2 separate regions of the Homo sapiens genome follow, and region 1 is linked to region 2. A link is a contact called in ENCODE Hi-C data. All regions are on one chromosome and are shown on one strand. Each heading gives the region's core, a stretch centred on a gene start or an enhancer-like site at or near the end of the contact. The rest is flanking DNA. Distances are from core to core; before and after follow the strand shown. Region 1 holds the start of SEC23B (SEC23 homolog B, COPII component). Region 2 holds the start of JAG1 (jagged canonical Notch ligand 1).

The links. Hi-C counts contacts between places; a loop is a spot of excess contacts on that map. Pooled maps may share reads with other maps.
Region 1: a map of naive thymus-derived CD4-positive, alpha-beta T cell shows a loop between it and region 2 (25-fold over the local background). The contact joins the promoter of SEC23B here to the promoter of JAG1 in region 2. A Hi-C loop is called at or near these places in 1 of 168 maps with a recorded cell type or tissue (naive thymus-derived CD4-positive, alpha-beta T cell), 1 of 37 single-sample maps with no recorded cell type and 5 of 50 pooled maps.

Annotation. Positions count from the first base shown.
Region 1 is chr20:18,505,981-18,509,472 of GRCh38, reverse strand. It overlaps SEC23B (SEC23 homolog B, COPII component), which reads right to left and starts at 1,533. Exons shown (of 20, transcript NM_006363.6): 1 at 1,501-1,533. RefSeq lists enhancers at 1,263-1,312, 1,663-1,992.
Region 2 is chr20:10,671,983-10,675,441 of GRCh38, reverse strand. It overlaps JAG1 (jagged canonical Notch ligand 1), which reads left to right and starts at 1,443. Exons shown (of 26, transcript NM_000214.3): 1 at 1,443-1,992; 2 at 2,436-2,741. The coding sequence starts at 1,912. RefSeq lists a silencer at 821-1,220.

The sequences.
Region 1 (3,492 bases), core at 284-2,783, 7.8 Mb before region 2:
TGGGGTTCAAGGGAACAAGCCCCTCAAGAAAAGTAGTAAAAAGGCAAATTAAAGAGTCTATCAAATTAAAGTGGCCTCTCGCGCCCACTTCCTGAATATGGATAACAACTGTCTGTTATTTTGGGAAGTACCATACTGTAAATAATTTTGATTAAGGCAATAATATTGCATGGCTAGAAAAGCAAATGAATTACTCTACTACATAAAGCCCAGAACACAAGAATTCCAATGTTTGCTCCAACTGAAACTCTAAGAAATCTGTTTATTTCTGGCAACGGCAAGAACCTGAAGCACTGTGTGCACAGGAAGCACTCTGGAGCTTCATGGGAAGCAAAGGGATAACTAAAGTCGGAATGAAAGCAAGTTCTATCACAACTCTCAGCAAGTATGTCAGCAGATTTCATTAAATAACCGTCTCTCTCTCAAAACGTTCTTTATTAAAAGGCACTGGCGGCCGGGCGCGGTGGCTCACGCCTGTAATCCCAGCACTTTGGGCGACCGAGGCCGGTGGATGACCTGAGGTCAGGAATTCAAGACCAGCCTGGCCAACATGGCAAAACCCCGTCTCTACTAAAAATACAAAAATTAGCTGGGCGTGGTGGCAGGTGCCTGTAATCCCAGCTACTCGGGAGGCTGCGGCAGGGAGGACTGCTTGACCTTGGGAGGCATTGGTTGCAGTGAGCCGAGATCACGCCACTGCACTCCAGCCTGGGCGACAGAGCGAGACTCCATCTCAAAAAAAAAAAAAAAAAAAAAGAAGCTACTGCCTCCATCTAATGGTTTCCAAGCATGTACAGCCTAAGACCTGCTCCCTCCTTTTCCTACTGCCTGTTTCCCTCACCCTTCTAGGGTCTGGATTCTTAGCAGTGGACACATAATCCAAGGGGACTATAGAAGGTCCACTAATCATCTGAAGTTATGCGCATGAGGGAATATGCCGTTTTTCTAGGGAGATGGGTCCATAGCTTTTACCAAAGTATCGGGGAAGGTATCTGAAGAGGTAAATAACTGAAAGTATGAATTAGTGAATGAATGAAAGGCCTGGAAAGATAACAGGAGAATATGCCAAAAAATCTGAACCACCCTTATCGCGCCAACTCGTAACTTCTCAGGACACAGTGACCATGTGTATGTAAGAATAAGTGAGGTTTAATCCTTGAAGGGAGTCCAAGGACCTGGGTTCCAGTTCCAGCTGTCATGAAGCAAAAGTCGTTTCACTTGTCTGAGTCTTGAGTTTCTCAACTATAAAACGGGACTTGGGTCCTTCCAGGTGTGCGCACTCCGCAATTCTGGGGAAACTGGAGCCAGAAATCGGTCCCGGCCTGGTGCGGGACGACATCCGCAGGGGACTCCCGGATCATCCATTCCCCCGCTACCCTAAACTGTCAAGAAAAGGCCTCCTCCCAGAAGCCGCTCACCTCGCCCCCGGCAGAAACTCATACCCGTGCCCTCGGCCCTCCGTCACCTATGCGCCCCGCTCACCTGGCCGGAGCCGCTCACCTAGCTAGAGCCGTCCTCACCCACAGCTGCAACAAGCAGGCTCCGGCTCCCACCGCCAAGTCCAGCTCAGCTCTCAACCGATTGGCCAGCGCCCCAGCGCGTCATGCCACGGCGCTGTCCACTGGCCAATCAAAGAGCGCTTCTCCGACGGACTGGAGGAAGCGAGAGACTCAGAGAAGCTCTGCCACCATCTTGGAACAGGGCAAGACAGGTGTATGTCGCACTTCAAAACGAGAGTTCCTCGGAACACGTTTCCCCACCCCTAAACGTTTCTGTTTCAGAAAACCCCGGCGCCTGCCGCACCGTTGCCTAAGCGCAGCCAGCGCTCCTCAGAGGTTCGCCCTGATACAATATGACATCCGCTCGTCTCAGTGGGAAGTCCCGCTGATCGCCTTAGCTACCGGAAAGCGAGAACGATGACGTATGCTCGCGGAACAGGGAGCTGCACTGGTTGGAAGAAACTAAGGCTGCCGGAAGAAGGCATTAGCATGCGGAAGGGGCGGGGCGGGTGGTGAGCGCGGCGGCGCTTACGCACTTGCTGGTTTGGGAGTCGGTCTCTGTGGTTAAGTTTGAAGTACAGAGGTGTGGTGGTGCTTCACGTTACAAGCTCTCCTACCGTCGCTTGCTGTAATGTCTTGGCGCTCTCAGCGGAGGCTGGCACTAGCGCACAGTCCCTGTCATCCTTCTACATGGAGATAAATAATTGAGAACTGTAATATTCAACCATTTTAGGAGAGTAAGCTTAGAAATACATGGAACATAACTTTCTTTTAAAAAATAATTCCAACGTTTAGATTTAGGGGGTACACTGCGTATTTGTTACCTGGCTATGAGGTTTCGAATTCGAATGAGCTGGTCACCCAGATACTGAGCATAGTACCCAAGTTTTTCAGCCCCTCCCTGCCTCCCTCCCCACTCTAGTAGTCCCCAGCGTCTATTAATGTCACCTTTGTGTCCATGTGTGCCCAATGCTTAGCTCCCACTTTCAAGTGAGAACATGTATTTGGTTTTCTGCTTCTGCGTTAATTCTTTTAGGATCATGGCCTCCAGATGCATCCATGTTGCTGCAAAAGGCGCGATAGAACACAACTGTATAAAGCCACCACAACCATTTTTACACACGCTGACAAGTGGCAAACATGAACACATCATTACTGTGACTCAGAGTTGTAGTCTCTGTAGCATATAAAAATAAGCAAAACGATGTAAACATAAAATTATGCAAGAACATATCTAGGCATCCAAGAAGTATCCATTAATTAGCTCAATTTAATACTAAGTTTTAAGTTATCTACAGATCATAGAAATTATTAATAGTTTAAGGCACAAAGAAACAATTACTGTTAAATGTGAGAATGATTCAGTTTTGTTGAACAAATTCACATTTTTCAGGATCTTAAACAATGTAATGTTAATATTAGCTTATCAATAGTAAACTTTTATAAATTTAGGAAGTTCAGATTAATTATTCTCGGTAAGGAAACAAACTCAAAATGTACACATGTATAATACTTAACACTGAGAAAAGACATAGCTGGGATTTTTTTTAACCAAAACTTAATATTATTCGCCAAAGATTTGCCTTGATTATTTGAACCTGGATTCTTTCTGTACTAGCAATTTCTGTAAGAAAGATTGTTATAGGACCATCAGGTTCGATTGTCCATTGTGCGGTAACAGAAAGAATAGGAGTTGCAGCAGATAAAGAGTTCCATAATCAAGTGGCAGCCAAATGAGGAGACAAGAGCAATCCTCAAATCCACCTCCCCAAGAGATTAGAGATGGCATTTTTAAGAAGTCTGGAGGGGCAATGGGCTAAAGTGTGGGGATTTCTGATTGGTCAGGAAGTGAGAGGTGAAGTCATGGGACAGGGAGATGAAGAAACTTCATTCCAGTGTTGTTTCTTGGTGGAGGTCTTTATTTATTTATTTAAAAAAATTTTTTTTTTGTAAAGCAGGGTCTCACTTTGTTGCCCAGGCTAGTCTCAAACTC
Region 2 (3,459 bases), core at 194-2,693:
CAGTTAGCTGCCCTAGTTTATTCCTCAGAATGATGAGATTTGGCACTGAAAATATTGTTCATACTGAGCCTCCCATCAAATGCAATAAGTAGATAACCACAAATACCCACCCTTTTATGCTCATAACTCAGCATGTTGGAAACTATTTTCCCTTGACCTATTGCCAGCCCATCACGCCCCACACCCAGGAGAACTCAAGCCCCAAACCGGCCGCTGAATAGTCACGCTTTTCTGCAGGACATACCTACTATTAGGGCCAAAACTTTGTCCACCCTTCAAAGGAAGTCGATGTTTCCATATAAAGGTCCCCTCAAATGCAACAGCAAGCCCGTGGGAGAGGGGTTAGCAGAGGCTACGGCCAGCCCACGGGCTTTCTTCGACCTTGATTATGACCAGGAGTGTAGCTGTTAATTGCGAGGCTTGCCTCAAGGTGGAAAACAGTATCGGTTTCCACTGCCACCCCAGAGAAGGCAAGTTCCGCGGCTGGCGGTGCTGGGGACACGGTCCCTCCCAGGCCCATCTCTTGCCACCCAGAGAGCTGCTCGGAGGCCGCCTACAGGTGCAATCCCGGCACTGCGGCCGGGGCGTCGGGCCGGGGAGGGCGTCCAAGCCCACCAGCATCTCCGCCGGCCCTTCCCAAAGCCTGAACAGGGCCCCGGCGTGCCCGCCGCCTTCTACCCCCGGTTTCCCCGCGCCTCTGCCCCGGCGCGGTTTGGATAGGAAGCTGGGAGCCCTCCCAGGCTCCGCAGACTCGGATTTGGGAGGGGGTGGGACGCGGCCGAGGCTTCCCCTCGAATCTGCGGCAAGCCTGGCTCCAGGAAAGTTTTTCAAAGTTCCCAGCAGCGTCTGCCCAGGTCGCCTCCGCGGGGCGAGCAGACGGCGGCAAGCGCGCCAGCCTCGCCGCCGCCTCTGCCGCCAGCAGAGCGCTCTGGGCGGCTCGCTCGCGGGAAGCGGGCCGAACTCCCGGCGGGCAGGCAGGCCCTCCTCCCGGGGCGAAAGCCGCAGCTGACGCAGGCGGTTCGGAAGGCGGAAGCTGCCCCGCTCCGACCGCTCAGTCAGCGCCGCGGCGCCTACACCTGGGGCCCCGACGCGCGGGCAAAGGCGCACGGCCCGGGGCGCCCGAGGGGGCGGTCCCCGCTGGGGGCCTCCAGGCGTCCCTGAGCAACGATCCCTTCCAAGTACCTCCCCGCACTCTCCCTTCCCTCCTGGCCCGAAGCTCCCGAGGGCGGGGGTTGGTGTGGGGCCCTGGTTCTTCTACGCCGCCCTGAGCATCCCGCTGCCCCCAACCCCTTCCAAGTTCCTCCTCGCACTACCCCCTCCCCAGCAACGTGAAGGGGAGGGGCGTGCCCAGGGTGAGCACGCCCTCTCATGAATATTAATAAGCGCGCATGCGCCCTGCCCGGCGTGCTGGGTAGAGGTGGCCAGCCCCGGCCGCTGCTGCCAGACGGGCTCTCCGGGTCCTTCTCCGAGAGCCGGGCGGGCACGCGTCATTGTGTTACCTGCGGCCGGCCCGCGAGCTAGGCTGGTTTTTTTTTTTCTCCCCTCCCTCCCCCCTTTTTCCATGCAGCTGATCTAAAAGGGAATAAAAGGCTGCGCATAATCATAATAATAAAAGAAGGGGAGCGCGAGAGAAGGAAAGAAAGCCGGGAGGTGGAAGAGGAGGGGGAGCGTCTCAAAGAAGCGATCAGAATAATAAAAGGAGGCCGGGCTCTTTGCCTTCTGGAACGGGCCGCTCTTGAAAGGGCTTTTGAAAAGTGGTGTTGTTTTCCAGTCGTGCATGCTCCAATCGGCGGAGTATATTAGAGCCGGGACGCGGCGGCCGCAGGGGCAGCGGCGACGGCAGCACCGGCGGCAGCACCAGCGCGAACAGCAGCGGCGGCGTCCCGAGTGCCCGCGGCGCGCGGCGCAGCGATGCGTTCCCCACGGACGCGCGGCCGGTCCGGGCGCCCCCTAAGCCTCCTGCTCGCCCTGCTCTGTGCCCTGCGAGCCAAGGTAGGAGCCCTTCTCCGGGCCTCCCTCCCAGCCGTCCTCTCCCTCCCCTCGCGGCGCCCTGGGCGGTTGAGCCCCGCGAGCAGGCTCGGCAGCCCTCGAGCGCCCGACTCCTCGCCCCTGCGCCCGAGCGGCTGCACCTGGGCTGAGCGCGCCAACTCCCCCACGGGAGCCCCTGCCTCCTGAGGGTGACCCCTCCAGGCCGGACAGGGGCGCGTTCGCTCCGCTGTTGCCCCCCGGGAAGTCGTCGGATTTCTTCCGCACTCGTGCATTTTTTTTTTTTTTTGCCCCGGAATCATGTTGAGTCCTTGAACGTAGTTTCGCAAAATTATTTTCACTCGGCGAGGAGGGCTCGTCGGGGCGGGGAGTGGGAGGGAGTCGCCACCTCTATACTCGAAGAAAACAGCTTTCTCCCGCGCTGACCTACCTCCTTCCCTCGCCGGCAGGTGTGTGGGGCCTCGGGTCAGTTCGAGTTGGAGATCCTGTCCATGCAGAACGTGAACGGGGAGCTGCAGAACGGGAACTGCTGCGGCGGCGCCCGGAACCCGGGAGACCGCAAGTGCACCCGCGACGAGTGTGACACATACTTCAAAGTGTGCCTCAAGGAGTATCAGTCCCGCGTCACGGCCGGGGGGCCCTGCAGCTTCGGCTCAGGGTCCACGCCTGTCATCGGGGGCAACACCTTCAACCTCAAGGCCAGCCGCGGCAACGACCGCAACCGCATCGTGCTGCCTTTCAGTTTCGCCTGGCCGGTGAGTGACTACTCGGGAAGGAGGCCGGGCGGAGCCTCACACCCGCGCCTGGCCGAGCCCTGTTATCCCTTGCGAGAGGGATTTAAAGGGCTTTGGCTTGAAACTAGGCGCTAACTGGGGAAATCTCTAGGGGTGGCGGGTGAGGGAGCCGGGACACTATAGTTAGATCTCGGCTGGGGTAGTCGAGGTGGGTCCCATTCCTGCTGCTATTTGCTTAGTGCACAAAAGTGGGGATCCCAGAGGGTTTATGGGACCAGGCTCCTAGGAAGGCCGGTGTAAACTTGCAACTTGAAGTTCCCAGAGTAACTCTCCCGGCCCCAAGCCAAGAGATCGTTGTAGCTGATCTCTTTGCTTAACTAATTAAACCTGGTGCGCCGTGGAAGGCGACTCGGCGCAGTTCTGGCCTGCGAACGCCGTCCAAATTGGCAACCTCCCCTTTCCCGTGAACGGCCGGGAGGGCGGGTGTGTCCTTCCTGGAGGGTGTGGGGGAGTCCGTTTCCCGCTGCTCCCCGGGAGATTTTAGTGTGTGCGGGGGCGCTCTCCAGGTTCGGCTTAAGGGCCGGGGGCGGCCGCCGCAGGAGGAGGTTCTTGGGGCCCTCACAGGAGCTGTAGACCTGGGAACCCCCGCCCGCTGCTGGCCCCTTCCTGCCCCCGCCCCCGAGTGGTGTAGCTCTTGTGGCCTCACTTCCAGCGGTTCCCGGGCTCTGGAACAGCTGTG